6 separate regions of the Homo sapiens genome follow, and all the other regions are linked to region 5. Evidence: chromatin loops called from intact Hi-C (ENCODE). Cell type or tissue: heart right ventricle. All regions are shown on one strand. Each heading gives the region's core, and the rest is flanking DNA. Links, peaks and the distances in the headings are about the cores only. Region 1 overlaps KMT2E (lysine methyltransferase 2E (inactive)). Region 2 overlaps KMT2E (lysine methyltransferase 2E (inactive)). Region 3 overlaps KMT2E (lysine methyltransferase 2E (inactive)). Region 4 overlaps SRPK2 (SRSF protein kinase 2). Region 5 overlaps LINC01004 (long intergenic non-protein coding RNA 1004). Region 6 overlaps KMT2E (lysine methyltransferase 2E (inactive)).

The links. Hi-C counts contacts between places; a loop is a spot of excess contacts. Peaks named below come from ENCODE experiments on the same cell type or tissue, not always from the same donor. Only the 100,000 strongest peaks of a DNase experiment are listed, where the experiment ranks them.
Region 1: it touches region 5 in a loop (2.8-fold over the local background); 25 of 110 quality-filtered maps call a loop at or near these places.
Region 2: a loop joins it to region 5, with 3.0 times the contacts of the local background. A loop is called at or near these places in 36 of 110 quality-filtered maps.
Region 3: it touches region 5 in a loop (2.7-fold over the local background); 15 of 110 quality-filtered maps call a loop at or near these places.
Region 4: it touches region 5 in a loop (5-fold over the local background); 33 of 110 quality-filtered maps call a loop at or near these places.
Region 6: a loop joins it to region 5, with 2.3 times the contacts of the local background. A loop is called at or near these places in 32 of 110 quality-filtered maps.

What each region holds. Positions count from the first base shown.
Region 1 is chr7:105,109,513-105,114,895 of GRCh38, reverse strand. It overlaps KMT2E (lysine methyltransferase 2E (inactive)), which reads right to left. Exons shown (of 27, transcript NM_182931.3): 24 at 4,528-4,616; 25 at 4,294-4,419; 26 at 4,028-4,125; 27 at 1-3,071. The coding sequence ends at 1,563. It also overlaps a transcript of SRPK2 not described here. Among named protein-coding and RNA genes, the nearest start is that of KMT2E, 98 kb to the right of the region's middle. In heart right ventricle, for the core only: no CTCF peak of the experiment used is centred there; no DNase peak of the experiment used is centred there; H3K27ac peaks cover 732 bases.
Region 2 is chr7:105,099,300-105,104,682 of GRCh38, reverse strand. It overlaps KMT2E (lysine methyltransferase 2E (inactive)), which reads right to left. Exons shown (of 27, transcript NM_182931.3): 16 at 3,094-3,258; 17 at 2,489-2,797. Among named protein-coding and RNA genes, the nearest start is that of KMT2E, 88 kb to the right of the region's middle. In heart right ventricle, for the core only: no CTCF peak of the experiment used is centred there; no DNase peak of the experiment used is centred there; H3K27ac peaks cover 2,467 bases.
Region 3 is chr7:105,059,931-105,065,313 of GRCh38, reverse strand. KMT2E (lysine methyltransferase 2E (inactive)) reads right to left here. Exons shown (of 27, transcript NM_182931.3): 4 at 3,036-3,150; 5 at 1,734-1,963. Among named protein-coding and RNA genes, the nearest start is that of KMT2E, 48 kb to the right of the region's middle. In heart right ventricle, for the core only: no CTCF peak of the experiment used is centred there; no DNase peak of the experiment used is centred there; H3K27ac peaks cover 1,206 bases.
Region 4 is chr7:105,333,300-105,338,682 of GRCh38, reverse strand. The region is part of intron 2 of SRPK2 (SRSF protein kinase 2); the gene reads left to right. Among named protein-coding and RNA genes, the nearest start is that of SRPK2, 53 kb to the left of the region's middle. In heart right ventricle, for the core only: a CTCF peak has its summit at 2,515 (motif pointing right); a DNase peak (open chromatin) is centred at 958.
Region 5 is chr7:104,979,332-104,984,714 of GRCh38, reverse strand. LINC01004 (long intergenic non-protein coding RNA 1004) reads left to right here. Exons shown (of 1, transcript NR_039981.2): 1 at 1-2,968. Among named protein-coding and RNA genes, the nearest start is that of LINC01004, 9.1 kb to the left of the region's middle. RefSeq lists enhancers at 501-800, 1,101-1,190. In heart right ventricle, for the core only: CTCF peaks have their summits at 519, 3,094 and 3,300 (motif pointing left); DNase peaks (open chromatin) are centred at 604 and 744; H3K4me3 peaks cover 2,052 bases; H3K27ac peaks cover 5,000 bases.
Region 6 is chr7:105,091,962-105,097,344 of GRCh38, reverse strand. All of the region lies in intron 15 of KMT2E (lysine methyltransferase 2E (inactive)), which reads right to left. Among named protein-coding and RNA genes, the nearest start is that of KMT2E, 80 kb to the right of the region's middle. In heart right ventricle, for the core only: no CTCF peak of the experiment used is centred there; no DNase peak of the experiment used is centred there; H3K27ac peaks cover 638 bases.

The sequences.
Region 1 (5,383 bases), core at 290-5,289, 130 kb before region 5:
ATTTTGTTGGACAAATTGAGGATGGCAAACTTGGCCTATATGTTCTTCTAAAATTTGAAGCTGTGATTAGGATTGAGCCCTAAGTGAGCTGCGTTAATGTACCATCATTAGCTAATTTTCAAAAGGAAATAAATAGAGGTTCAAAGTGTAAAAACATGACTGAATGAGGTCACGCAGTCATTTTAGTGTTTACTTTCTCTGATGCACAGAATTTGTATCCTGTGCCAAATTATGTCAGGTAATTGGATGATGAAAAATATGTTGATTGATAAAACAGTATCATTATTATTGGATGTACTTACTGAATCCTCAGAGGTAGAAGACAAAGGCTGGGAAATTTTTAATTTTTTGAAGATTAATAATTAATAACTAACTAGCATTTTATATTTTAGCAATAAAAACGTTCACTTAAGAGGCCATTTTCATTTCACTGAGAGATCTAGGAATAATGCCTTTTTTCTTTAGTTTTTACACCCAAGACAAATTTTCCTGTTTTGGGCAAACTACCCATATTTTCAAACAGTTGTTGTACCTTGTATTCAAGAACTACTGTAATGCATTAGTGGTCTGGCTTCATTTTGTATGATGCCAGATCCTTAATTTACCCAGCACAATCATTTCAGTAGTTTCCTATGGCTCCTGCAAAAATGCAAACAGAAACCACCACAGGAACAGCCCCTTGCTGCCTCCTGTTGCTGAGGTAGTAGTCGCTAAAGAAAATTGAAGGCTCCTTACAATCTATATTTGAAAACTAGAACTTCTGTAGAAACACACAGATCCCGATCTTAGAAGTTGTACAGGACAATCTGGTAAAACTGACATAATTGTGATTTATTAACATGAATTAAAATGCCCAACCAGTGCTTCAGTGTGACAGTATATTTAAAATAAAAAAGAAATTAAAGGTCATATACTGTACTACTTTCACAAAGATCACACAGTTTTGCAAAAGACTTGTCATATGTACAATGCTATATATCAAATGAGAAAAGCTGTAAGCAATTATATACGCAAAAGAAATGCAGTATTTACAGTTTGTCAGGAGACATTAGAAATCATCTATACATTAAATTACATTTTGCTTGCAAATAACTGGTAAAACAAAATGAGCCATGTCCACACCAAAATATAAAAATCTGTATTGCATTTTTATACCTAAGATGCATTCACAGAACTGCTGCTGACAGGAAAGAAAAAAAAAATCCTCATAGTGCCATTACTTAGCTGAGTACTTAATGTGTATGTATAAAATAATAGAACATTCACTAAATGAATTTAACTAAAAAAAAAAAAAAGATCATACAGCATCAAATCAGCATCAGATCTGCCAGAAAAAAACAGCTGGAATGTTCACTTACAAAATAAAGATACCTAATACTGGCTTAACAGCACATTTTTTAAAGGAATTTTAAAAAGCAAAAATGAGAAAAATACAACGAAAGAGCACTGGTGTTTTTTATACAAAGGTTCATGTACAAGCTTTAAAAAGTACCTTAACAGGTACATATGAAATATACAGTTTATCTTACAGAACATTTAAAAAAATGTTTTTGGAGTCCATTTTAATGCCACCCTGACCCATGGTAATTGTTTTGAAATGTTGGTGGCACCTGTGCTCTGTGAATTGGAATCTGTCCAGGCACTGGAGATGCCTGCTGAGGTCCTTGAACCCCATGTGGCAGGGCCACAGAGCCAGGATGAGGACAGAACCCTGAAGCAGTAGGTGTTGGAATACTGTTTGGTCCTTGGGGCTGGAGATGAGGACCTGTGACAGGTAATGGACAATGTGGCCCTGTTCCAGAAGGCTGGTGCTGGGGTCCCGGTCCCAAAGTGGTATGATGTGTAGCTTGTGAGGGATACGGTGGTACAGTTGGATGAGCACTCGAAGGAAAAAGTGGAGGTCCTTGATGAGGTGGGTGGTGTAAGGCTTGAGCTGATGTGGTATGATGCCCAGAAGCCAAAACACTGGAAGGTGGCGGCGGAGGGGGTGGTGGGGGTGCTGAATTTACAACATGCTGGTGTTGTGCTTGTAGACCTTGGAGTCCTGTGGATGGATGGGGTGGTGGATGGTGATGAGGGGCAGGACCAGGAGGGGGTGGGGGTGGGGGTAAGTGGTGTCCAGCAGTTTGAGAATGAATATGCGACCCAGGGGTGACCGCATGAACAGGCCCTACTACATGTGCTACAGAGTGTTGCTGATGGGAATTCGGCTGTTGTACAAGGTGCGGTCCTGGAGCAGGTGGTGGTGGAGGAGGAGGGGGGACTACGGCAGCAGCAGTTTGATGGTGAATGGTAGGGTTCTGAGAGGGCAAAAAATGCCCTGGAGTCACGTGGTGTCCTGGAACTGTTTGCTGGCTTGTGGTGCCAGGAAGTGCTTGATTTGGTCCTGATGTAAACACAGTTTGTTGAGAAAGACTACCTTTGAGCTGATTATAATTCTGAAAGTTTGCAGAGGGCTGCTGGTTTTGATAGTAAGACGAAGAAGGAGGTGGAGGAGGTGGAGGGGGTGGTGCCGTGCTGTTCAGACTTTGTTGGTTAAACTGACTGTATGTTGCTGAAGATTGTCCTGAGGGTGTCTGTGTAAATAATGTTCCAGAAGTTGCCTGCTGAGTATTGGCTGGAAGGTTCTGTGCTGCTGGATAAAAGTTTCTTTGAGGCTCTCGCTGAGGTGTTCCAACTTGAGGTGACTGTGAATGATGAGGCCTGTAGGGAGATCCTAACTGCTGTGAAGGAGGCTTTGGTGAAAGATAACCATGCTGTACAGGTGTGTGAGGCGTGGATGACTTTGGAGGATTTTCTAGGTGAGGTGATGGAGGACAGTGCAACTTTGTTGGCACAGAAGGCAGCTTTTGTGAAAGTTGCTCAGATGAATTACGAACGTGTGTCTGAGGAGGATGATTCTTTGAAAGTGCTTGGTTGTTATTTGATAGCTGTTTTTGTTGGAGCTCTGTTTTTAGGTGAACACCATTTTCAGCTTCGGATGCACTAACTGTGGAGTCCCATTGGGGATCTGGTTTTGTGAATATTTTCCCGTGTGCTTGAGCAGGAATTACAGATCCAGGTGAACCAGGCTATGAAGAGAAAACAAATTATATACATTCAAGGAACATTTTGTGTACCTTGAGGTTTATTCTTGTTGGTATTTAATACTACCTAAATATTAATTTTAATGGGGGGCAGGAAATAACATCCTGGATACGTCAATTATGGAGGCTTGGGATGTTAAAAGGCCAATATTTTTCAGTTGTTCCAAAAAGTTATGAGCGTGAGCTTAAAGTGAATTCTCTGGGTTAATTTTTATTGAAGACAAGTTGAGGAAATAATTTTCTTTCACTTTACTCTGCCTTTTTACCCCTAAGCAATGAAACCTGTTTTTGAGCCTCACTCTGAAGAACTCCAATAGCAAGTTTCAATTTTATAATTGAAATTTCTATACCCAACCTAAGGATAAATTGATTTGGGTAAATGAACTTGCTCCCTCAAACCATTTTGATTTTTAATACCTTTTCATTTTCCTTGTACACTGTTCAGATATAAATAAACCAAGTATAAGACTGTTTAAATGTCAATCATCAAAAAAAGATAAATCTCACATTCCTTGTCTTTAGTTTCCAATGATTTACATGCCATACTAGATTATTACATCTTCATGAACCAGGATGAAGATGTCATTCCTTTTAAATGATAAAATGACCTTTTGTTTTTAGATAATTGGATGGTTAAGAATTTCATGACAAGGCTATGAATTTCCTGGACACCACTAGAATAGAGGTGGAACATTTGAAGAAAATGTAAGCTGTTGAAGTGTGCTTAGAAAACTTGAATGTTTGGTCAGAGTTATCCATCACATGTTCAGTAAGAAGAACAAACAGTAGTAAACACAATTGAGTATTTCTGACAGGAAAAGTGTCCAGAAGTCACAAGTTGATACTTGATACAGCAGAAAAACACTGCATATTATAACCATCAGCTTTTCTGCACTCAACCTAAAGTCCTTTGGAACCCATCGAAAGGTCAATGTTATTACCTTGCTCATTTTTGGAGGACTTTTACAAGTATTTTGAGAAGTATCTGGGGATGGACATTCATTCGTAGTTGTGGGTTCTGGATTTTCAGGATCAGGGTCTATAAAGCAGAAGAAACCTATAGTAAGTATAAAATTACACAATAAACACTGTTTTAACACCACAAAGCAACATACATTCTACTATCCAAACCAACTTTTTATAAAGGCTCTCTTGTCTGATTTTAAAATTTGTTAAGAATAACATTATCGGTCATCTGCTTACTGACCTTCCATAAGTTCACTGAAAGAAGGGACTGGGCCCTTAGCTTGCAACTGGGGTATGTGATTTGAATGAGATGAAGGTGAAGACTGAACATGACTCGGTGAACATGAGACACATGGTGATTCTCCCCCTAGAGATGAAGCAGAGCAGACCCAAAGAGAACATTAGAGCTGCAAAGAACGAGGATGCAGAGTGATTAACTGATTCCACTTTCTGGTGAAGGAACAAGCTCACTTACCACTATCTTTATCTTTTCGGTGATCACTGAGAAGTAAAGCTCTCTGATAACTCCTTTCTCTGACTTGTTCCACTGAAGTTGAGGCAGTCCTTTCAAAGAAAAATCACATTATCCTCTATTGAAAGAAACTACTGCTAGTTACATTGTTGCTTCATAGTCAACATGTACTGTCAGACCAAGGCTTTTGATCTACTGGGAAAATACTTTGGTGTTAACCTTTGAAAATAGTTAATCTTGGCAGGGCACAGTGGCTCACGCCTGTAATCCCAGCACTTTGGGAGGCCAAGGTGGGCAGATTACAAGGTCAGGAGTCTGAGACCAGCCTGGCCAGCATGGTGAAACCCCGTCTCTACTAAAAATACAAAAAAAAATTAGCCAGGCATGGTGGCGGGCGCTACTCGGGAAGCTGAGGCAGGAGAATCGCTTGAACTTGGGAAGTGGAGCTTGCAGTGAGCCGAGATTGCGCCACTGCACTCCAGACTGGGCGACAGAGCAAGACTCCAGCTCAAAAAAAAAAAAAAAAAAGTTAATCTTATTTTGCTGACTGCTCCCAGAACTGAGATTATTATCCTTATTTGAAGGACTCAATTCCTTTGTCTCCAGCAATTTATTGGTGAAAAGAAGGCAAGGAGTTGAAGATAATATATTGACATTGAGAATGTCACTTCAGGTTACCAAAGGTACCAAAACATGCCCCTAACAAACTGCTATCAGGATTGCATGCTTTCAGGTGGAAAGGGGACCAAGGAGCAAAGTGAGTGTGGCTGCCTGCCATTTGCCAAGATCCATCCTATATGCAGCTGCTCCTATTCCTTCTGAAGAAGCACTAACCCTGGTTGTTCTTTCAAGGTAACTG
Region 2 (5,383 bases), core at 196-5,195, 120 kb before region 5:
GGGTGAGTTGCCCAGCCTGGAGTGCAGTGGCGTGATCATGGCTCACTGTAGCCTCGACCTCCTGGGCTCAAGTCATCCTACCACCTTAGCCTCCCAACTAGCTGGGACTACAGGTGTGCACCACCATGCCCAGCTAATTTTTTTGTTTTTAATTTTCTGTAGAGACAGGGTCTCGTTATGCTGCCCAGGCTGGTTTTGAACTCCTGGGCTCAAGTGATCCTCCCACCTTAACCTCCCCAAATGTTGGGATTGCAGGCATAAGCCACCACACCTGGCTCACGATACATATATATTTAAAAGTCACCATTGACAATCCCTGATATAAGGGGTTTGGAATATCTCTTAAGGTTCTTGTGCTTTGAAATTTTTCATAGTCATTAATTCTGCTGATTCTCTGATCTACAACATACATAATACAGTCTCTATTGGCTATATGAATATACCTGACCCTGAAGTATAAATTACTACTTTAAAAAAAACGAGTAACCATTCATATTGTTACCTAGTTAGCAAATGATATTTTAATTTCCAAGCGTAAATGTAACTTATAGAAAATATGGCCGGGTGTGGTGGCTCACGCCTGTAATCACAGCACTTTGGGAGGCTGAGGCAGGTGGATCACAAGGTCAGGAGATGGAGACCATCCTGGCCAACATGGTGAAACCTGTTTCTACTAAAATACAAAAAAATTAGCTGGTTTTGGTAGTGCGCGCTTGTAGTCCAGCTACTCAGGAGGCTGAGGCAGGAGAAGCACTTGAACCCGGGAGGCGGAGCTTGCAGTGAGCCGAGATCACACCACTGCACTCCAGCGTGGGCAACAGAGCGAAACTCCATCTCAAAAAAAAAAAAAAAAAAGAAAAAGAAAATGTACAGAACTTAGTATATATAAATGTGCATATGTATATATATATACACACACACACACACACAGAAACACACACATTTTAAAAATCTACCCATCCTTTTTTCCAAAGGTAACCACTGTAAACATTTTAGCATCTTTTCTGTCCCTCTCTGTATATAGAACTCCATTCCTAGGACTGCAGTAGTGAAACACATGGAGTCTGGAGCCAGACTGCCAGGAGGGTGAATCCTGGCTTTGCCATTTACACTATGACCATGAGCAAGTTAAGTAACTTTTTTATATCTCAATCTTTATCTGTAAAAGAAGGGTTGTGATAGAACCTAGTTCTATAAATAGGATTGTTATGAAGATTAAAAGTTCAATAACATACATAAAGCTCTTAGAACAGTATCTGGCACAGAAAAAGTGACATGTATTATTAAACTGAATGAGGCCTTTAGGGGAAATCATGATAATTTGGTACTCTGTCAAACAGTATGTTGTTTAAAATAACAAAATCTGCAGGCAAAAGAGGCTTTTTAAGAGAATCAGATAGGATGTAGAAGCCTACATCTCAGACCAGGGATTTAAATAAATTTATCGTACCACAACTTTGTTAAAAGTTTAATAAAAGGTAGGGATTATGTCATATTTGTAATTGAGAAAGTAGTTTCACTTCTTTTAAGCCTGAGGTTTTTTCTTTTCACTTTACAAAGTTAGAATTTTTTTGTCCATTGTTACAGGCAAATATTGGGTTGCTTAAGCTATGGCGGTGCAGTAAGGAGAGTACAGACTTTTAATTAGAAACAACTGTGTTTAGATTGTCTCTAATGAAACCTGCGACTTTGGCAAGTAAATTATTTAACTTGTGCTATTAAAATATAATCCTGGGTTCATACTAGAATTTTACTAAATGTACATGTCATGGTTTAGCAGCATGCCTACAAACTGTACTGAATTAGGTAAGAACAAAGACAGAATAAATGAAATTTCAAAGTAAAGTGTGTGAGAAGTATACATTCATGATCTACCCCTAAACAGCATAAGGATTACCACACTTTAGTATCTCTGCCCCAATCTGCTGTACTCCAGTCAGAGTGGGAGACAAAGAGCAGCTTCATTAGGATGTTCTGTTATTTCTGATCTGAAAAAGCTCAGGCTGTTTACCGTAATTGCTTAAGTCTGACAGTAGTGTTTCAGAGATTTTTATTAATAATTACACCTAAAACTACTCTTTCTTACAAATTTTCATAGTACATTCTGTGGAAATCAATTTCTTCACATTTAATTCTTATAATCTACCTATACAATGAAATTTATAAAAATATAAAGGATAACACATCTAAAACCAGTTTCAGAGAAGTATATATTTTGTACATAAAGTAGACAAACTTATTTAAAGAAATCATGAATTGCAATACCATAAAAGTCCTGATAAACTGAATGTAACTTTATCTTCACAGTAATGCAAACATTTATATTAATTTTACAGTTTTGGAATTCTCATTCTTAGTTTTAAAATCTGCAAGTATAAAAACTGCCTCTTATTATTATGAGGTCTTAAAAATCCAATTTTTAAAACAACAATATAATTAATATAAGAAACTGTTAGAAAAACAGTTCTTACATTCATTAGAATCATACCTTCTTTGTTTTGGGGTACTTGGTAGGACATTTATTAAGTGCTGGAACTTCAGTTTCAGTAATTATTTCTGCTAGTGCAGTTTCAGTTTCTGGTTCTATTGTAAGTACAGTATTTTCAATATCATTTTGTTGTGAAGTAACTTCTATATCAGGAGAAGATGGCTGGATATCTGAACACATGCTGACAGTTCTGTGTCTCCGACGCTGCTGTCCAATGTGAGTCCTACTCCGAGAAAAACTTTTTCTCTGTTTAGTTCTATTTACTTTGGCAGGGGTTGGCTTGCTAGCATTTTCTTCTTTTGCTTGTTCCTAATTCAAAATACAAGCGAATGGAAGTTTTTATACTACATATATATAAAGTTTAAATATAATAGCATTATTCTACTTCAGAAGCCAACTTTCTGGAATTTTTGAATTCTGATATATAATAAAGAACAGAGATAATATATAGTCTTTTATCTCAAGCTGAAACTCCCATAGGATCTGAAAAATGCTATTAAAAAGCTAATAGACATTATTTTAAATTCCTTATAAGTAATTAATGCAAGTATAGACATTTTATTTTAAAGTGTTTAAGAAAATAAAACGACCTGAATAAATAATACCTGAATAACTTCAGCATCACTGACAATCTGTGTATCTTTACATTCAGTTTTAACTTCAGTTTTGGCTGTGCTGATCCTTTCCAAAGCTTGTTCTCTTCTTTTCTCTCTCTTTTCAAGTCTGGCAAAAGCTTGCAAAATTGCTTCCATTTTTCTTTCTTCTCTTGTCTATGAAATTTAAATTTTAAGTGACATCATAAATATCAATGCTCAAAAGTAAAATTAAGTCCAAATGTTTGTGATAAATGTAAAAAATAATTGCTATGATACTATCAGCAAACTACTTCTATTATTGGTGGATATGGGGAGAAAAAACATTTCTGTTCATTGAAGACCTTTCAGAATTCCCATCATCTTGGTAAGCCCTGTTATTGCAAATATTTCATGAAGGAAACACTTGGATGACTGAGTGTTAATGATAAGGGTAAAACAAAACAAAAAAGCCTCAAAAATTACCTTGTTTTACCAAACCGAAAATCTTTTCTCTTAATAATACAGAAATCAGCCTTTTAAAAAAAGATCCAAAATCCCTAAGGTAATGATATGTTGAAAAGGTAAAATTCATATGCACTTGAGTGAGTATATTATTGGCATACTGCAGCAGGATGTTGTGAGGTAAAGTCTTGCATTTAAAAATTATGATTCTCATTTGGTAAGTATCTCTGTGACTCCAGGCAAGTTAACCTTTCTGAGACAGTAAGATGTGGGTAATAAAATCCTTTCCAAAGCTTGTTCTCTTCTCTCTTTTCAAGTCTGGCAAGAAGTTCATTTATGATGAACTTCTCTGAGTTGTTATTTGGTTCCAACAGAAAATACGAGGTTTTCAAACAGTAGTTGGAAAATGGTGGGCGTTCTGTATGTTAATTATTATTTCTACTTTAGTCCTCTTGCCCTCCATTGTAATTCTTATAAAGTATTCCTCTACCTTCTGCTCTTCCTGTCTTCACTGACAATTCAAGACAGGGACTGAGAAACAGCCAAGTGTTCCTTTGAGCATCAGTTCTCTATCCAAAGAGAACATTAAGAGTAAGACCCAGAGCCTTGACAGATGCTTCAGCTCTAAACCAGAACCAGGAACCACATCCATCAACTGTCCAGTTCTTAAAATGAAAAGAACCACAGGTCCTGAGGCTCAGATCCATTTGTCTTTCCTCCTTTATTACACATCGATGTGAGGAAGAAAGATCAGAAACTCAAGGTCTGGATGCCACAGTCTTCTCAATATTGGAGCTTTAGTTCCAGTAATTACCAGCAGAGATTCAAGCCTCAAGATACCTACACTTTGGAAACTACTGTTTACCTGTTCCTGTATTTTTGTTGTTGTTGTTACACTCAGCAAGGGAACAAAATACTATGTCAACAAAAGTACTCTAATAATACTTCTAAGTTTCTAATTTGTTACAGCAAATTTCCATATTGCAAACATGACTCTGAGGAAACTGAGGTCCAAAGAGGTAAGGTTCTTTGTTCATGGATTACGTATCTGTATCTCACTTCTCCTAGTCTGGGACGGGCAAACACTACAATAGCACATGCAAAAGATGGTTCTACTTGTTCACTGGCACTGAAAGTTTTACAGCTGAGTTCTTTCCTTACAAAATTCCTTATTTTTGGGCTTTTAAATTACCTTTACCCCTTTTTGTCTTGTGGTTCTCTGTAAAACTGTTTTTATCAGGGCTTCTCTAAAACCCTGAATGTAGAAGAGGAGAAATTTGGAGTAACTAAAAAGATCATTTTCCCAAACTGCGCTTTACCTGATGAACCTGGTTGGAGAGGAGGGATTAATTACTATGGTTATTTCTTTTCAAAAAATTTAAAATAAAAAATTTGGGGAAAGTACATTTTTCCAGAAGAAACAAACTTGTCTTGGCAAAAATCATTGTATGTGTAAAATAAAAAACTACCCACAGGTGGGCACCCAAGGAAGATATTTTTTGTAGTATGATTATCCTGGGTGTTGTAAGGTAAATATGAATTTATGCCAACAGAGTCTGACATAGTCCAATATTTTCTTGTTTGGGATACAAGAAATATTTTCTTGTTTTGGTCAGAGATAAAACTATATGATATAAACATTCAATTAAAAAATCAAACTCCCCTGTAAACACTACAGCTAATTTATAGTCAGAGCAAAATCCTGTATTTAGAGATGGTTCATAATCTTCTAGAGTTGATCAGGATCTTAAAAAATAATGTGGTCCAATACTGCTGAAGAAACCAAAGCCCATGTGTATTAAGTGACTCATTCAAAAGCAGAGCCATAATTACTATGCAGGTTATGCAGGTTTCCTGG
Region 3 (5,383 bases), core at 254-5,253, 81 kb before region 5:
GTGGGGCAAGTAATGATGTCATGCAGACAACAGAAGAAACAAAGCTAGAATATGAATAAATAATCAGAGCTGTGGATGTCAGACTTCAAAGAGATGAGTATAAGTAGTAGGAACATGTAAAAATAATGAGCCAACGTAAAGTTAGAATAGAGCCTTCCAGGAGACTACAGGCTGAGCAACAGAAAAACAGAGTAACAAATATTAGAGTCATAACAAAAAGTACTCTCTGAGAAGCAAATAACTTGAATAATCCAAAAACTGTGAACTGGTCCTTCAATAATTTGTAGATGGATATAAAAACTCCTAAGGACAATTTTACTATTCTCTAATAGAGATAACTGTATCTTATATATAGACCATCGCCGTTATATCAAAAGAAGAACACTGCTAAGATTATGTATTAAAATAAAAATTACATACCAAAGTATGTAATTTATCACATTAGACAAAATCAGCCAAGAGAAAGCTTTTCTATATGACTGGCTACAATATGATTTGACATTTTCTACTATGAGGAAAGCAAAGTGTCACTGTATTTTTAGTTTTTTAATTTACCTCCTAAATAAATTTACTGAAGTCATTATTCATGGTAGAATGTATTACAGGTTATGAAAGTTTATTTTTACATTTGGAAAGGTACTACAATATGTTTTTATTATTAAGATAAACTCAGTGTTAATATTACAACTTTCCATAAAAATATCAAATTTTACATTCCACTTAATATTTGAATTTCTCATTTTTTGGCAAGAGTAAACAAACTTTTTGAAACATAATGCTAACTGCATGTTTGTATCAATAATATTCAACTCCTAATCACCTAATCTAATAGATGGGGATAATATTACAAGTAATTCAAAGTAATACTTGGCTTTAGGGTCCATTTTTATACTTACATTCAAATATGGGTATATGCCATACTGCATCACATCAAATAATTAAGCAACACCATAATGACCAGACCCAGGAAATTCTGTAAAGCTCCCCAACTTTCTTGCTCTCTACAATGCACTGCGTAAGTACTCTGCGCTTCCCACCCTATGCAGGGGATAAACTCAGTAACTTTCAGGCTGAAATCCTACTGTTCCCTCTTCATCCTCCCCAAATCCTTCCCCCCAGTCAAAAAAAAAAAAAAAAAAAAAAAAAAAACCAAGAAAAAAAAATGATACAAAACCCCACTTTCTGTCCCAATCACACCTTCTCTAGGGGAGGAGGCCTTTCTTGGTGGCTGAACCAGGGTTGGGGGAGGGGAGACTGTGGTTCTGGTTCAAGGAGACTCCAGAGTGCTGCAAGGTTCAAGTCAAAAGGAGGTGAGAGAGTCAGGTCAAACAAACATCAATGAAAATGTTTAATTTCCGCAAACTGGAAAATCACAGTTGACTAAGCACAAATTATTCCAAAGGAAATACAAAAGACTAAATTCTCTCATTTCTATCTTGTCTACTGCTATGTTTATGTACTTGTACTACTATTGAACTAAGTGAACAGAAAAATGTGATCCTACATGAAAAAAAGTTCAGAACTGACTGTCTATTACTCAGTTAACAACAGGGATTTCTAGTAAACTCTTTTTTCACATAGGAGGCTTTTTCTAGGACTGCATCAATAGTAGAAGTCCCACTTAAAATATGTATCCATTAATTCCCTTGAAAGTGACTTTAGTTATCTTTTCCAACATTACCAAAGGTTATCAGCATTCAAGAAAAATAAAATAATGGTGTAAAATATTTTACCTGCATTTGTCACAACAGATCATGTATCCATCATCATGTGTAAAACCACATATGCACCTGGTTACATCAGTACCATAACTTCCATCCTCAGATGTGCTGATTGTAGTAGCACTGGAAGTTTCATCAAAATTAGGAGTGGTAAATATGCCTACTTCATTTTTGCTAATAAGGACTGATGGAGGAGGGGAAGCCGGAGGTGTCGGAGGAGGACGAGCACCATAATTATGGTCCTGAATAATTAAACACAAATATAGCACAATATTATTTAATTTCAACAATGATATAAACCAAGCAACTTAAATAAAATTCAACCCTTAATTTCAATACTCAAGAGATATGAGACTGGCTCATTCCTTCCTTAATACCATTAAAAAAATGACTTGGTGAAGCCAGTTATTAAACCACAGCAGTAAGTGAATATATCTATCTACAAAGTGGGAGTGGTCACATTCACATCCAAATTTCATTCCCTCCCTACCAAATCATATCTTCACGTTCCTATGGTCACATACATAGCTCCACCTCCAAGATGAAAGAAGGTATTAAGATGTGAGAATAGAAGTGTTAAAAAAAAAAAAAAGAAAAAGAAAAACACACATCTCAGAAATATGGAGCCTAAAGAATAATAAAACAAGACATATTTATCACTATAAAACATATAATATAGTTTTTTAAATTTAGTAATTTTTATTCTGGTCCAAGTAGTAAGTATCTCATAATTCTACCTCCATAGTATCATAAATGTGTTGTTATGTAATTACGTTTGAATCTAAATGCTGCCTCTTACTAGATATGCAATATTTAATAAGTTAGATAGGCTTTTATTTTCTCACCTATGAAATAAAAGATGAAAACTACATCTCATGAAGTTGTTTTTAATGATTAAATAATATATGTCTGACACATAACAAGGGCTCAATAAATGGTAACTATAAAATTTACTATATAAATTACTATATAATTCAAAAACTAAAAATCAAAAAATTAAAACAAAATTAATTACTATATAATTCAAAATTAATAGTAGGTAGTACAATACAACCTTATCTGCATTCTTTTAGGAAGTAAAGAAATATAATATCAAACTATTAACAGCATAAATTGCAAAATAATAAGAGAAACAGTTCACTTTTATAGAACTTTAATCGCTTAATGGTTAATGAAAAATTAAACGCCTAATTATTTTGATAGTATGAAACAACCATGCTTTTCAAACATGCCGTTTCAAGCACAGTATCACATGCATCTACTTTCAATCTCTAAATTTAAAAATGTTTTTTCAAAGAAGTGTTTAACACTTACCGCATAGGGCAAACCAATGTAACTGTGTGAATGATGTGAGCTGCTGGTATATAACTGGTGGGGATAACTGTTGGATTTCTCAACTACCACAGGGCTAGCTTCTACGGATTCTGGTCTGGGGGGAAAAAGTTGCATCAAAGAGAATTCCATTCTTTTTTTTTCCTCTTAATCAATTTAATTAAAATGATAAAGTACTTACAGCAAAATAATGGCTATACAAATACAGTATCTACTTACAGCAGGTGGATACACTATAGATAAGATATATCCCATCTAGATTATGTGTCATAAGCAAACTTCTGTTTAAGTAAAATAAATGTCCCAATCCAATTTCAAATATAGTTTCCCTCTCTCTCATTAAAAAAAATTACTAGAGTCCAATTATTATTTAATAAACCCTACGGCACTGAGAAAACTAGCAAAGGGGTGCAAAGAAGTAGTAGAAATAATTTAAGCAAGACTAAAACACACAGAATCTATATGGACCTCAAATGGAACTGAAGTATGCATTTCAGTGTTCAAAAATATATGCATGTGTTGAGTGTGACCAGATATTAATATAATAAAGCCTTGGAAATGTCAGTAAACTTAAGTAATAGGAAGTTTCAAAATAAACCAGGATTTATACCTGAAAAAAAACATAAACAGCTATCTGTAAGATGAGCAATTCTGGTCTTAGATGATGGAGACTGATCAACTACTGATACAATTTGCCCACTGTTGTTGACTTACAAGCTCCCTGGCCTAGCATTTTACATACATCACTTTCCCAACTTCTTTACTCTTACCAATCCTCCTGAGCTCTACTTGGTTAATTCCTATTGATCAACAAGGTTGTGAACCTACATCTGAGGTCAGTTCACACTAAAATTAATCTCTCCCTTGCAAATACTCAATAACATGATTTGTTTCTGTGCCTTTATTTTACAAAACTATAACATCACTTGAAAAATTTTTCATGACAATCTTTATCCTACCTCCTATTAAAACTTTACATTAGAACTTAGTACTATTTGCACTATTATTTAGTTTAAGGATATTTAGTGGTTATATTCTGATTAGTCATGAGACTAGCAGCATAAAAAACATTTTTTACAGTCAACTGCTTCTTAATATACTGTCATCCCTTCACGAAGTCTCAATTTAGCTCTCAGTGGCTGCTGTTGTAAGCGCTGTGTGCCAGAATCAGCAAAAAGAGGAGATACAAACTGAGGTTATCTAATGGTTCTAAAGGAGATTGTGAAGAGTCTCCATTATGTTCTGAATATAGTCATGCTTTGCTTAACATTGGAGATACATTCTGAGAAATACATCATTAGGTGATTTCACCGTTGTGTGAACATGATAGAGTGTACTTTACACAAACCTAGATGGTATAGCCTACTATACACCTAGGCTAAATGGCATAACTATTGCTCCTAGGCTACAAATCTATACAGCATGTTATGCGCTGAATATCGTAGGTAACACAATGCACTGAATATTGTAGGTAACACAATGCTAAGTATTCTGTATCTAAACACATCTAAACATAGAAAATAAGGGCTGGGTGTGGTGGCTCATGCCTATGATCTCAACACTTTGGGAGTCTGAGACAGGAGGGTCACTTGAAGCCTGGAGTTCAGGAGTAGCTTGGGTAAGATAGCAAGACTTTCTCTACAGACATTAAAAATAAAAAAAAAAAACTAGCCAAGCGTGTTGGCACACGTCTGTAGTCCTAGCTACTTGGGAGGTTGAGGTGGGAGAGCTGTTTGGGCCTAGAAGTTTGAGGTTACAGTGAGCTATGATCATGTCACTGCACTCTAGCCTGGGCAACAGAATGAGACTCTGTCTCTAAAAAGAGAAAAAAACATGTACAGTAAAAAAACAATAAAAAAGATAAAAAATGGTACACGTGTAGACGGCACCTCCAATATAATCTTATGGGACCACCATTGTATTATGTGGTCTGGTGTTGACTGAAACGTTGTTATGTGTGCATGACTGTACTTTGAAAACCAATATTCACCTGTAATCCCAGCACTTTGGGAGGCAGAGGCGGGTGGATCACAAGGTCAGGAGTTCAAGACCAGCCTGGCCAAGATGGTGAAAACCCATCTCTACTAAAAATACAATAAGTAGGCAGGGGTGATGGCAGGCACCTGTAATCCCAGCTACTTGGGGGCTGAGGCAGGAGAATCACTTGAACCCAGGTGGCAGAGGTTGCAGTGAGCCGAGACTGCGCTACTGCACTCCAGCCTGGGCGACAGAGTTAAGACTCTGTCTCCAAAAAAAAAAAAAAAAAAAAAAAAAAAAAAAAACAACAACAAGAAAATCAATATTCAGCTAATGTCTATGCTGTTACATTA
Region 4 (5,383 bases), core at 136-5,135, 350 kb before region 5:
AGAAAATTTAACCCCTGATAAAAGTGATTTGAACAGGCCACTTAATTACAACAGAATACTAGCCTTTAAGGTCAGTGCTTTTAGCTTGAGACCCTTAGGTTGGACTTTCATATTATCTTAAAAATCTGCGGGGCACAGTGGCTTATGCCTGTAATCCCAGGACTTTAGGAGGCTGAGTGGATCACCTGAGGTGGATCCACCTGAGGTCAGGAGTTTGAAATCAGTGTGGCCAAGATAGTGAAACCCCGACTCCACTAAAATTACAAAAAAATCAGTCAGCCGTGGTGGTGCTGGTGGCCTGCGCCTGTAATCCCAGCTGCTCGGAAGGCTGAGGCAGGAGAATCGCTTGAGCTGGGGATGTGGAGGTTGCAGTGAGCGGAGATCATGCTACTGCAGCCTGGGAGACTGTCTCAAAAACAAAAAACAAAACAAAACAAAAAAACTTGTAACAATTTTTACTAAATTTATTTAAAGATGGTAAAGTTTCTACTCACCTTTTATTTTTGCCTTGTAATAATTTCAAATTAGTACTTTATCTTAAAACATTTTATTTTCAGGGTTTTGGTTCTAGGAGTTACATTGAAAAAGTTTTTTTTTTTTTTAATATTCTTTCTTTTTTAAAGTTTTTTTTAATTATAGGAAACTTCAGACTTAGAAACTGAGCTGATAGCATATGAAACCCCTAAGTACTTGGCACCTAAATTTAACAATCATTAAGATTTTGTTCCATTTTTTTTCTTTTTTGCAACTGTATTTAAAAGCAGTTGGCATATTATTGTTATATCTCTTGCATATTATTTCTCCCTTACATATTTCTATATACATCACTGTCTTAGTTGACCCGGGCTGCCATAACAAAATACCATAGACTGGGTGGCTTAAAACAACAGACATTTCTTTCTCACAGTGCTAGAGGCCGAAAGTCTGAGATCAGGCTGCCAGCATGGTCAGGTTCCAGGAGGGCCCTGTTCTTGGCTTGCAGATGCCTTCTGTCTCACTGTGCCATCGCGCTTAGGAGAGTTAGGGAGCAAGCTGTCTGGTGTCTCTCTTTATATAATCCTATCATGAGGCCAGTGGTGGTGGCTCATGCCTGTAATCCTAGCACTTTGGGAGGCTGAGGTGGGTGGATCACCTGAGGTCAGGAGTTTGAGACCAGCCTGGCCAACATGGTGAAACCCTGTCTCTACTAAAAATAAAAAAATTAGCTGGGCTTGGTGGCAGGCGCCTGTAATGCTGGCTACTCGGGAAGCTGAGGCAGGAGAATCGCTTGAACCGGGGAAGCAGAGTTTGCAGTGAGCTAAGATTGTGCCATTGCACTCCAGCCTGGGCAACAGAGCAAGACTCCATCTCAAAAAAAAAAAAAAATCCCTTCATGAGCCTCACTATCATTGATGCCTTCCTCTAACCCTAATTACCTGCCAAAGGCCCCACCTTCAGATATCACACTGGGGGTTAAGGCTTCAACATACGAATTTTGGGGGGACACAATTCAGCCCACAGCAATCATGCATTTATTACATAATCATAATGCATTATCACAATCAACAAAATTAACATAATTTTTCTGGTGTCATCTAAAAATCAAGGCATGGGTGGCTCATGCCTGTAATCCCAGCTCTTTGGGAGGCCGAGGTGGGTGGCTCACTTGAGGTCAGGAGTTCGAGACTAGCCTGGCCAACATAGTGAAACCCCATCTCTACTAAAATTACAAATATTAGCTAGGTGTGGTGGCGGGTGCCTGTAATCCCAGCTACTTGGGAGGCTGAGGCAGGAGAATTGCTTGAACCTGGAGTCAGAGGTTGCAGTGAGCCAAAATGGCACCATTGCACTCCAGCCTGGGCAACAGAGCGAGACCCTGTCTCAAAAAAACAAAAAACAGAAACTCAATCCATGTTCACATTTCCACAGTTACTGTAGGGAATGCCTTTTTACAGTTGATTTATTAGAATTGGGAACTCAGAGTGTTAAATTTGTTATGCTTTTAAAATCTGGAAGTAGTTTTAAAAGTAGTTCAGTAAGACAACAGACTCTTTCCTCAATGTGTAGTATGAAAAAGGAATTTAGAGGAGAGATTGCTATAGAGTAAAATTTACTTAAGACGTATAACAACAAATGTAATGAGAACTTTTTTTTTGGTTTTCAGTCCTAAGAAATCAACTGTAAAAAGATGGTAATACCCTAAATTCTATATAACTCCAATATTCTGAAAAACTGGTACATATACATGTTTGAGTTGTAAATTTAAAAATAACATCTTGAAAGTATTTTCATTAAAGGTTTTATATTTCTAATAAATTATAATGGTATTTTAAAACAGTCCCAACACACTAAAGAAAAATTTGAGTGAAGATACTGTCAAAAGTCAAGCCACCATTTTGTGAGGTAACTTTACAGACTTTTCCAAAGCAGAATTTATCATAGTAGTTTAGTAAAACGTTGTAAAGAAAAGAACATTACTTTTTTTCTCTGTGTTTTCTATTAACTGTAGTGAATATTTGATGTGAAATGCCATTCAAATATGAATTTAACCAGTAGGTGGCAACAAATCAATATCCAAATTTATTTTTAAGAAAAGTTCAAGAAAAATACTATAAATTGTAAATAAGATAACATTTGATTTTTTTCATAAATAAACATTTTGTGCTTTTGGCTTTAGTAAATGTTATTTAATTTGAAAATTTGGTATATATTTTATTTTTATACGATAAGCAAAGTTTTTTTTTTTTTAGATGGAGTTTTGCTCTAGTTGCCCAGGCTGGAATGCAATGGCATGACCTCGGCTCACCGCAACCTCTGCCTCCCAGCTTCAAGCAATTCTCCTGCCTCAGCCTCCTGAGTAGCTGGGATTACAGGTGCCTGCCACCACGCTTGGCTAATTTTTTGTTTTTTTTAGTAGAGTCGGGGTTTCTCCATGTTGGTCAGCCTGGTCTTGAACTCCCGACCTCAGGTGATTTGCCTGCCTCAGCCTCCCAAAGTGCTGGGATTACAGATGTGAGCCACTGCGCCCGGCTGCTTTTTTTTTTTTTTTTTTAAAAGATGGTCTTGTTCTGTCACCCGGGCTGGAGTGCAGTGGCACCATCTCACTGCAACCTCCACCTCCTGGGCTCAGTCGAGCCTCCCACCTCAGCATCTCCAGTAGTTGGAACTAGAGACAGACAACACCATGACCAATTTTGAAAATGTTTTGTAGAAATGAGGTCTCACTGTATTTCCCAGGCTGGTCTGGAACTCCTAGGCTCATCCAGTTCTCCTGCTTCTGTCTCCCAAAGTGCTGGGATTACAGATGTGAGCCACGACATCCAGCCCAAGGTTCATTTTAAAGCTATGAGTTGATTTTTGATAATTGAATTATTTGCTCATAGTTCTTTTAAAATCTGAATGATAATGCAATTGTTTGCTTTATTATCTTGTGGCTATAAATAATCAGTCATGGAATTGGGAATTTTTTGTCTTCCTTTATTAGAAGTTTAATAATTATTTGATAATAAGTAGTGTTATTTATTTATTTTTTGAGACGGAGTCTTGCTCTTGTTGCTCAGGCTGGAGTGCATTGGTGCGATCTCGGCTCACTGTAGCCTCTGCCTCCTGGGTTCAAGCGATTCTCCTTCCTCAGCCTCCTGATTAGCTGGGATTACAGGCATGTGCCACCACACCTGGCTAATTTTTTTGTATTTGTAGTAGAGACGGGGTTTCACCGTGTTGGCCAGACTGATATCGAACTCCTGACCTCAAGTGATCTGCCCGCCTTGGCCTCCCAAAGTCTGGGATTACAGGCATAAGCTACTGCGCCCAGCCAATAAGTAGTGTTCTTTAAGTTAATTAATTTTTTTTTTGTTTTTTTTTTTTTTGGTCTGTATCCCAGGCTGGAAGGCTGGAGTGCAGTGGCATGATTTTGGCTCACTGCAACCTCTGCCTCCCGAGTTCAAGTGATTCTCCCGCCTCAGCCTCCTGAGTAGCTGGGATTACAGGCATGTGCCACCATACCTGGCTAATTTTTTTGCATTTTTAGTAGAGACTGGGTTTCACCATGTTGGTCAGGCTGGTCTCGGACTCCTGACCTCAAGTGATCCTCCTGCCTCAGCTTCCCAAAGTACTGGGATTACAGATGTGAGCCACCGTGCCCAGCCAAACTGTATACGTATTTTAATACCAGAAACATCAGGGCTAGGCGCAGTGGCTCATGCCTGTAATCCCAGCACTTTGGGAGACTAAGGCGGGTGGATCATGAGGTCGGAGTTCGAGACCAGCCTGGCCAACATGGTGAAACACCGACTCTACTAAAAATACAAAAATTAGCCAGGCATTGGCCGGGCGTGGTGGCTCACGCCTGTAATCCCAGCACTTTGGGAGGCCAAGGTGGGTGGATCACGAGGTCAAGAGATGAGACCATCTGGCCAGTGTGGTGAAACCCCATCTCTACTAAAAATACAAACATTAGCGAGGCATGGTGGCGTGTGCCTATAGTCCCAGCTACTTGGGAGGCTGAGGCAGAAGAATTGCTTGAACCCAGTAGATGGAGGTTATGGTGAGCCGAGATTGCGCCACTGCACTCCAGCCTGGCAACAGAGTGAGACTCTGTCTCAAAAAATAAAAAATAAAATAAAATTAGGTGGGCGCCTTTAATCCCAGCTACTTGGGAGGCTGAGGCAGGAGAATGACTTGAAACCGGAAGGCGGAGGTTGCAGTGAGCTGAGATCGCGCCACTGCACTCCAGCCTGGGCAACAAGAGCGAAACTCTGTCTCAAAAAAACAAAACAAAACAAAAACAAACTCAGAAACATCATAGCATTTTCTGATATAAATGACTGGAAGAAATCTGTGTATATTTATATGTTATAATGGTATAAATATAGTATATTAGTTGGTATTTAGATCAGTTATTACAGCATTAGGCTAGAATGTTTGGTAAATGGTACATAAAGCATGATACTGTTTATAAACATTTTCCAAAAGCTCATTACCAAATATTGTTAATAAATGTATATGTGTATTCTCTTCTGTCTCTCTCTCCCTCATAAAACTGTACAAAATGAACTAGCAGGGAGCAGAAAGTAACTACTACTGGAAAGCAGGAAAGAGATTGGCTCTCAGGACATACTTTTCAGGGAATATGGAGCTATTTTTTGTAATATTAGCAGTTTTCATTTATGAGGGATAAATGTTAAAATACTCTTTGTTCTGTAATGTATTGTTTGAATTAAAAATACTGTATACAGTTGAACATAATCCTGAGCAGAGCAATCCATGATTACTAAACGTTAATTAAATTTGTCACTTCAGATAAGAAATTTTTGAAGGTCTTTGTTTTGTATATTATTTGTATACACAAACTGCTAAATGTTATTACTTAATATTTGTTACAATAAACATTTCTGGGTATTAT
Region 5 (5,383 bases), core at 220-5,219:
AGGCATTTTTCTTTAATAAGCAACCCTAAGCCCCCTTTGAAGTCAGTCTGACTAATCAAAAGAAAGAGGTTATATATCCCAGTTTTGACCTTTTGTGAAAATAGCCCTTTTACTGTATGTGATATATTATTGGCATCTCATTCTGCACAGTCCAAATGATGTAGACAAAATAGTGATTGGTATATAACTATGGACACCGAAGATCCACTGCAAGGCCTGCCGATCACTTTACACAGAAGGAGCCCCTTTCCTGAGGTCCGCTTGCTCGCTCGGGGTGGGGTGGTACTTTGCCCTAGTAAACTACCAAGCAGTCCGAACGTTCGCTCCTCTGGAAGACCGAGTTGTGGGCGGCTGCGCTGCGGGGGCAAACTCGCCGCATGCCCGCTGGCCAGAGCGAGTCGGGGCCTGGCGTTAGGGCAATCCAGACTGGCCGGCATGGTACAGGGCGTATCCCTAGCCGCCTTCTGTGTCATATGGGGCGCCGCCCTCCAGCCTAGGAGAGGCGGCCGCTAGGAGGGGCAGAAGGGCCTTGTCTGCCCCGGTCTGAATACCCCAGGCGGGGTCGGAAAGCGGGTCACAGAAGAGCCCAGTAAACTGCAGGGGTGCAGCTCGTCTCCAGGAACCGGCAACCCCCAGGGCCGCACAAGCCGGTAACAACCCATAATCCGATCCTGTCTTCGGGATCAGAAGAGAGGACAGCTGGCCCGCGCGCCAGCTCAGTTCCTCCTCCGCATTCTTCAGGAGGAGCCCCAGAAACGCACTTCCGCCGCGCGGGCCTGCCTCCACGCAGGGCGCGTCCTAGGCCGGTTCATTTCCGCCCAGCGCTTTCTGTGGCTAGGGGAGTCAGGGGTTTCCTTTTCCCTTATTCGGGCTCTTATGTTACCCCCGTTTTCCGTTGAACCCTTTTCTCCCCTCTTGCCCTCCAAAAAAGCAGTCTGCTGCCGCTCCCGACTTTTCTCGCTGAGACACCGTCAGCTCACTCCGAGCCCAGCACAGCGGCCATCTTCGGTAAATTCTGGCAGCAGCCCGCCTGTTCATTGTCCTGTGTGCCCAGAGGAAAGAACTACTCATTTTTCGTGATCAAGCTAGGGGAGGCAGGAGCAATAATGGCCCTGCTATAGGACTGGCTTTTATTTGAATTCCAACTCTTCTGCCACCTTAACCAGCTGTATCCAGATTTTAAAAGTTAATCTATCCGAGCCTCTTATTAAATATTAGGTTGATGAGATGATGCATGCAAAGCGCTTAGAACAGTACTAGGCATAAAGCGTCCGACATAAAGGTTAAGTAAAAGTAAGGAAAAGCTATGGGGATGTATTGAGTATCTCTTTGCCCAATGACGTATTAGTCGTATTAAATATGGAAAGTGCCTTTGATTCGCCGTGCCCATGGGAGAAGGCATAGGAATGGCCTTTTCCCACCTGTAATCAGAGAGCAGGTGTTTCAAGAACGCCTCAATATGTTTGCGATCTCTCACGCAGCCTTTCAGGCTCCTAATTCCTACGAAGTTTCCGCTTTTATTCAAATTGGCTCACTCCTTTTTGCAGGGCTTTGTACTGAATGAGTATTCTTTTAAGGGTGGTGGACAAGCAAAGGTTTGGTAGCATCACATTTTTAATTTCACAGGGAAAATGGGTATGAAACATCTTCCCAAGTACATCTTAGACTGCCAGCTGACAGCAAGCCATAATGCTCCCCAGCTCTTGGGCCCTACACCCCCTCTCCCCCATCCCCGCTTTAGTTCTTTGTCATTGCTCATGGACAGCTGGTTTGGGGACCAGGTGCAGATGATGGGAGGTGTCTGAAAAACAGCAAGTGAGAAATGCTAGTTTTGTTGTTTTAAGTTGCACTGATGACTCCAGTAGTTATCTGTGCTGCTTGTGATAATTTATAAGGCAATGATAACGAATTAAACATACAAAAGATTATTATCTTCCACAGGAAAAAAAAACTGCAAACTTGTGACACCATTTATGATCCACTTAGTCTTGAGATACTGAGTAATAGAACTTTCTCCTTTTAGGCTGAGTTATGAACTTCGGTTTGGTTTCTTTCTGCAATCCCTGCAGGGCCATAAATTCTTGGCCCTTAAGACTGGGTGGCCCATAACAGACTCAGTGATACCATCAGTAACCACAATTCACACTGGAGTCAAGTTATCTGATTCCCACACCAGTTGGAGAACTGGAGATTCCTTAGAACTTTTAACTGTCATGTTTTCAAAGTTGACATGGAAAATTTTACATGAAGCTTAAAAATACAACTAATCTGTGGTGATAGAGACGAGAAGAGTTAAGCTCTAAAATTAGAAGAGCAGTTCGTTTTGAGGCAGCACTGATTGGGAGGGAGCATGGAGTATATAATTACACATTTCTATGTAATGTAAAAATGTATAGATTTAAGATTTATGCATTTTATGTAAATTTTACTACAATAAAACGAAAATGAAAGAAGACAGATCATAGTTTAATCAAATATTGTGTACAAAGTAATTTCTGTTAAACATTTATATTTTTATGTGTATATGTATCTTTTACATGTATGTGTTAAGGATATGCATTAAAATGGTAATAACTTCCTCTGCCTGTTGGGATAATGGAGAGTTTTGTTACTTTTTGTCTTTTTTTAAAACATGTTCTTCAATAATAATGTATTGCTTTTGTAATTATGAAAAACAAAAGTTATTTTGTAAATCTTTGTTACTGATAAGAGATGGGTATTCTGTTAACTACTCAATTCTCATGTAGGAAAACAAAATAAATAATGTCTATTTGATAAATCGAGAAACAGAAGCATTACTTAGAAATCTGAGTTACCTCTAAAATAATGACTGGCATTTGAAGTTGAGGATGGGTCTTGAGTTCCTGTGATTTTAAGCTCTTGGATATGAGGGTTGGGTGAGTTCCTCTTTTTCTCTTTTAAAATATATGTATGTTTAACTTTGCTAAATAAAATTTAAAAGATGCAATGTATCTCAGTGCAATTTTTAAAAATTTATTTTCATCCAGGTTACTCTACCCTTTCCCTTTGTCATTCAGCAGGCAGAACAAGGAAAAATTAAACTTCTAACTGAAAGGAACTTTGAATAGCAATCAATATCAAATTAGAGACAAAATATAAATATTGCTCAATATAAAATGAGGGTTTTTCTTAATTGAGGGGACAGAAATACAGCTTCTCAGTTATCATAAATTGCATCTTTTTTGGGGAGGGCCTTTTTGGCTTGCATCCATTACCAATTATATATCTTTCACTACTGTGGGAACTGCATTATGGAAACAGCTAAAGCTTGTGTATTTAGCGCCCTCTAGTGCATTATCTTATAACTGATAATACTCCAAACAGCTAGAAAAAATGTAAATCTCAGTCCACCTCCCCTCTTTGCACCTACATGTTTCCTAGCCATGAGACATTAGGCTGTGACCTCACAGTAGTTCTTTAATCTCTAGGCTTCAATTTTCTCATTTGTAAAATGAGGACGATAATAAATACTAGATAGGGTCCTGAGAACTAACTGAATGGTCTATGCTTGTGACATGAATGCCTGGCACATAGTAGAAGCTCGATTAGTGCTAGCTACTCTAACATATAAATAGATCGAGTCAGTACTAACATGATTAAAGACAAGTAATCTTGACTCAGATGTCAGAATCTGCTAGTAGGAAAGTGGAAAATGTTAAAGAGGAACCAAAAAATAAAGAATGAAGGCCTGGGTTTGATACTCATCTTTGGTTCCCTTTTGAGTCAATTGATGCCAATTCTGAAGTCTGGGAACATGTTAAATTCCTTTGCATCCTTCACAGTGCATATAATTGCACACTGTCAACAAATATTTGTGTTAATATTCAAGCTAAATGGTTAGCAAACAAGATGAAGAATGACAGAAAATAATAATTAGTATAAAAATTTGTATTTGGATTCAACTTTCTGTTATTTGAGGCAGAAGCCAAATGCCATTTTTTGGATTGTAGCTTCGGAACAGGCTGTGGACAAGATTTGTGTTACCCGTGTGCAAATGAGCAGCATAATTATACTGTGTGTTTCATATGTTCGCTATGTGACTTTTGTGACTCATTACTGACAACGACAATAGTAGGTTCTAGAATCCTGCCGTCATCCATTCTCACCCATTTTCAGCATTGCATAGGCTATACAGCTAAAATTTACTTCCTCAGACACATTCCAAGAGATACCTTCTCTCCACATAGTCTACATGACCATCTATAGTTCTTTTCCTGCACTGACAGACATAGACTTTGGTACTTAATACCAGTACTTCTTGGGCTCTCCAAGAACCCAGTTGCTTGAGGAAAGCATTGGGTGCTTCTCACCCTGAGTCCCTGGAATCTTTGGTTGGGCCTGTATATAATAAATGTCCCCATTGCTTATTTTTCTTGTGTGCTTTATATTAGACATGTCACAGTGTTGTCTCTCCTTCCCTTCCATTGCCTCAGTGCTAAACCAGACCAATTTTCTCATGAAAGGTACATGATACAGGTAACCATGCATTGTGCCTCTATTAATGCTTATACATTATGCTAAGCATTTTACATCCACTACTTCTTTCACAACCACATCCAGTAATAGAGTATTCCCATTTTCCAGAGGGGAGAATTGCCCTAGTTCACACAGATAAATGGCAGAGCCAGACTTCCAACCCAAGTCTGCCTCTAGAATCTGTGGATTCAACACTGCATCAGAAACTCCAAAGGGAAAATTTTGAGTTGTCTGTCTCCAGAAATTCCTGCAAGGAAAATCATGAAGCTCCCTTTAGGCACTAAGCCATAAGTTCTGAGGCTTCATCCTTTTCAAGAAAACCCACCTACCTAGCCCTGATAATTATTAGAACTGCGATGACTCACATTTACTTGGCACCTCACAGTTTTCAAAGGTTGGCCCATGGGGTATCTCATTTTATTTTCCAGAAAATCTTTTGCGTTCATCATCAACTGAGTGTCCAAGCTGGTGAAGCAAGTTCTTTTCTGGCAGAAGATTGCAGCTCCTATTATTTACCCCCCAGGGGATAAACTGCAAATCCCAGGCCTTACAGCTGGGAACACAGAGCTAGCTGTGCAAGCATATAAAAAACCTTGACAAAGCAGGAGGGGGGTTCACATACTGGCTATCCTCATTACAGTGCATTGGGCAAGGAGCTCTCCCACTGGAAGCTGTATCACAGAACCACAGGCACTGCCTTGGCGGGCAAAACCACATTCAGCAGTTCTTCAATCAGCCAGGGCCTTCCCTGCCCGTGTGCTCATTCATTTATGCTACGCATGTGGTCTCTTATAATTGCTTTTCCTCTCCTTAACTCTCTTTTCATACCCCAGCCCCTACCCCCAACTCCCTCTTGTCCTTAAAAGCTTCTTCCTGCTTTACACCT
Region 6 (5,383 bases), core at 178-5,177, 110 kb before region 5:
TTACTTATCTTTAGAAATAAAATTCCCAGTCTCTACAATTAGAGAAAACAGGACCTTACAAAAAAAATCAGCATCAACGGAGGACAGAACAGGGAGTTGGATAACATCTCAAATCCTGTCACCAGATGACTTTTCTGGCAACAAACTTATCCTATTTTATTATTAAAGCATTGCATATTCTAAAGTGATTTTCTAAATGAAGTCAGTCAAGTTTTCCTAGAGACATTTAGTAACAGCATGGATTCTGCAGTGTTTTCCCACAGAGTCTGTTCCACTGAATAACACTCTGTGGGGGTCAAAGGTGTTATCCACAAGAAACTGCAAGGGTATACAAGTTTAGGAAAATCTGACAATTGTGTCAAGTTTTTAAACACATGTACACTGGTAATCTGAAAAGGAAGAATATAGTATAGTGCTCATCACAGTAAACTGGTCACGGCTCTTTTTCACAAAGCATCTCAAATTATACTTGCGTGGAATACTTGATGTGAAGGATGAAAGCCGAGAAAATTGTGGGGAATCCTGCACAATTCAGGGCAAGGCCTCCAGATCATCCATTACCTGAACTACAGGGAAGCTTCATTCAGTTCACATTCATGGGCCTGTATCTGTCTGTCTATCTTTCCTCAAGTGGTTGTTATAAACATTCAGTTAGCTCATTTATTGATGGTCTACTTTTTTGCCCACCATTTTTTATTCCCCTAGGAGCTAGGGCTACAACAATGAATAAAACTGAAAGTTTTTTCCCTCATGAAGTTTATGTTGTGGTGGTATAAAAATTCCAGACTAGACTATAATACCTGCTTGACAAGTCCAGGAATCTCTTGCCTACGTGACTTCCTTGTCATACCCTTTCACCGTTTCTCAAATGTCCGTCCTTTTAAATATGAAGACCACACTGAATCATCTTCTGTGGACTCAATTTTAAGCAATCTGATAATATAGGCCATCAAATATTACCAAGATTGTATTCCCAAAGTACATTATGAGGGTTATGAAAAATTATTTTGGAAATATTTTAAAACTACAAAGGAGACAGTTTTCATGCCATTATAAATGGGGGAGGAAGTGTCTTTTTTTTTTTTTTTTTTTTTTTTGAGCCTTTCACTGTCACCCAGGCTGGAGTGCAGTGATGCCATCTTGGCTCACTGCAGCCTCCTCTTCTGGGTTCAAGTGGTTCTCATGCCTCAGCCTCCCAAGTAGCTGGGATTATAGGCATGTGCCACCATGCCTGGCTAATTTTTGTATTTTTAGTAGAGATGGAGTTTTGCCATGTCACCCAGTCTGGTCTCGAACTCGTGGACTCAAGTGATCCACCCACCTTGGCCTCCCAAAGTGCTGGGGTTGCAGGCGTGAGCCACCAAGCCCAGCAACAAGTCTCTTTTAGTATTTAAATCTTTCAGAAGTTTGCTGCTTTTAAAATGATCACTTTAAGCTACAGGTATACCCCCCAGTATCTAATCCCCTTCCACATGTACTGTTTATATGAGAAGATTACAGCCATCTAGCCCCACCTCCACAAATATACTAGGAGGACACTCAGTAGTGCCCTGGTTTTTGGAATCTAGTGAGTATAAACAGTCTACTGTATTTCAGTCTACTGGGCTTATGGTAAGATTTTCCTAACGTACAATAACCATGCAGTTCCACATAACTTAGCCACAAATTTGCTTTTGTAAAAGCAGGTAACGACTTCTTAAGGATAAAAAAGACAAAATATCATGGATGGAAAAAGAAAATGTTCATAAAAGAAAAATCCAAAAGGCCAAAAGGGGTAGAGGTAATGGAACTGGAAATGAAAAGGCCTTCCATCTTGGCCACATAAATATTCTTTCATGAAATCTTCATCCCTGAGTATTTTGTGTGACCTATAGCCAACTTTATCTCCCTAGTAGCCCTCTCCTCCTCCAAAAACAGCCTATAATCCCAACCAAATATATTTACAGCTCTCTCCAAGATTTCCCCCTGGAAAAATACATTCCATGAAACTTTGTCATAAGCTAACCTGTATTTGGTTAAACCCTACTCAAAAGGTCCATCATAAATATAAATACAAAAATATATTAAATATACATAAATATAAACATGTATTACCTAGAGTTCATGAGACAATCTGATCTCTCTCCAGCTATAAGCTATGTATCATATTTATATTTCCTTCACTTATTGCTGAGTTGTATTTATTTTTGTGAATACTTCTAAAAGCAGAGATACTGCCTTATCTTCCATTCTCATTTAAAAAAATGAAGCCAACAACCAAAATACATAAATACCCTGGTGCACTTTTTGGAAATTCAGCATGATTTTAATCAGTGGTATATGAAATTATGTATACAGGTTAAAATTGCCAATTTTGTATTTTTCAAGCTGTACTACAAAAGGATAGGGTGAAGTACAGTAGATCCCACTTATTCACAAGGGATACATTTCAAGACCACCAAAGCATGCCTGAAACTGCAGATAGTACTGAACCCTATATATACAGTGCTGTTTTTTGCTATACATATGTAACTATAACAAAATGGAACAATTATAACCATATACTGTAATGACAGTTATGTGAATGTGATATCTCTCTCAAAATATCTTAATATTGTGAACCTCAGTGGGTAACTGAAACCTGGGAAAGCAAACTTGCAGGTAAGGAGGGACTACTGTACATTTAAATTTGGTGATTACATGGAGTTTATCTGGGAGGATGTTATTACTGACTCGTCGTATTCCAATCTGATAAATACATGATACCGAGTCTAGGTGAACATCTTAAATCTGAAATGCTCTGAAATCCAGAACTTTTTGATGGCCAACATGGTGCTCAAAGGAAACGCTTATTGGAGCATTTCAGATTTTTGGATTTGGGATGTTCAACTGGTAAGTGCAATGCAAATATTCCAAAATATTAATCCTGGAAAATTTCTGGTCCTGGAAAAGTAATACTCAACCTGTATCTCCATAATGGTTTGGAAGTCTATCTTGTCACAGGTGGAAATTTAAATCAGTTTGACGTAAGTTTCTCAAGAGTAGTATGCTACCATCTTTATTCTACCTAGTATTAGTTGTCCCTCTTTGTCACTTTTTGACTTGACGTTATCTTTCTGACTACTGATGTTAATCTAACCAATATAAAAATCAAGACTAGGAAAATAAAAGGTGATTCATTTTAAACTTTTCAAAACCAAATATAATACTAATACTTGGGGGTGGGGAACTCTACTAATTGCTTAGGAATCCTAGGATGCATGATTTTTCATTCTGCTTATTTGACTACATCAAAAAATTCTGTAATGCAAACATCAAAGCAAATGAACTAATTAGAAGTAACAATTGTGATAACTTGGAGAGCTATGGGTCAGCAGCCAAGGATTTTTAGATTTTAATTTCATATCCTTTCGAAATACCAAATTAAAGACATTTATACTTTGCAAGTTTTCCACATTTTATTCCCATGAAAAATACTCAGTTTCATATCCACCTTAGTGGCAGATGACAGAATATATTAAAATGGATATAAAAACTTTGAAGTATTCTTCATCTTACTATAGCATACTAATAAGCAAAATCAGGACCAAAAATGGATTCCAAGTAAGTAAGCCAATATACATATATATTTTCTAAGTTCCACCAAGTTTAACATTGAGTATACAATTCTCTTTTTTTTTGGAGATGGAGTTTCGCTCTTGTTGCCCAGGCTGGAGTGCAATGGCGTGATCTCAGTTCACTGCAACCTCCGCCTCCCAGGTTCAAGTGATTCTCCTGCCTCAGCCTCCCAAGTGGCTGCGATTACAGTCACATGCCACCATGCCCGGCTAACTTTTTTGTATTTTTAGTAGAGATGGGGTTTCATCATATTGGTCAGGCTGGTCTCGAACTCCTGACCTCAGATGATCCACCCGTCTCGGCCTCCCAAAGTGCTGGGATTACAGGCGTGAGCCACCGCGCCCAGCAAATATCCAATTTTCTTCTGGCATCTGGAAATGAGGATGTTCTAAGATCCACTAACATTGTCAGCATTTACAGAAGAATATATATTTAAAGTAGCCCCATACAAATGTTTTTAAAGAGAATTCAATCTGAATAAAATTACTGTATTTACGGGCAAAGAACAAACCCCCACTGGTTTTCTGTTTTTGTTTGTTTGTTTGTTTTGTGACAAGGATCTCACTCTGTCATCACCTAGGCTGGAGTGCAGTGGTAGGATCACAGCTCAGTGCAGCCTTGACCTCCTAGACTCAAGTGATCCTCCCGCTTCAGCACCCTGAATAGCTGGGACTACAGGCATGCACTGTCACACCTGGCTAATTTTTAAATTTTTTGTACAGATGAGGTCTCGCTATATTGCCCATGGTGGGTCTCTAACTCCTGGGCTGAAGTGATCTTCCCACCTAAGCCTCCCAAAGTGCTGGGATTACAGGTGTGAGCTACCACGCCTGGCCTATGATTTTTTTTTATTTCATTTTTTCTCCAAAGTGGTCACTACAGCCCTTAAAGCCAGTTACAGAAGAGGTTCCTCCCACCAGACACATGCCACACACAGAAATAAGTAATACTCTAAATTGGTTTCCTAAAAATTCCCAGCACAAGGCTGTGTCAGTTGAAGAATAAACAGAACAATACTAAAAATCAATACTCAATAAAGAGCCATAGGTAACTTGAAAAGGCACACATAACTTATATATAATTGAATCTCAAAAAAGGTTCAAGATAATCCCTTTAGGTACAAGAATTCTTCCTTTATAAACTCCTCTAATATTTTCTGTTTGCTTTTCTTCTAATACTACCTTGTCTCAACAGACCAGTGTTCCTAAAATCCTAAGGCTCTGAAACAGTTCTTTATAGTTTTCAGAATTTTGAGTATCAATAATTCATCAATATTAGAAAACTATCAAGGTGATACAAACAGGCACATATTAAGTAGGTCAACAATGACCAAACTTTTTTTTTTGGAGATGGAGTCTTGCTCTGTCACCCAGGTTGGAGTGCAGTGGCATGATCTCAGCTCACTGCAACCTCCACCTCCCAGGTTCAAGCAATTCTTCCACCTCAGCCTCTTGAATAGCTGGGAATATAAGCCTGGCTAATTTTTGTATTTTTAGTAGAGACGTGGTTTTGCCATGTTGACCAGGCTGGTCTTGAACTTCTGGCCTCAGGTAATCCACCCACCTTGGCCTCCCAAAGTGAGTGGTGTGAGCCACCGCTCCCAGCCAACAATGACCAACCTTTCAAACATCCCACCCTTAAATATGTGACGTGAGAGTCCATGGAATACAACATAGAAACCCTGAAAACAGGACACAAAGGACCATACAAAGTAAAGGGGAATGGGGAGCACCTATCATAAGGCCATCAGTCAGTTTGTAAAGTCATTTTCAAATTTTAGGGCATG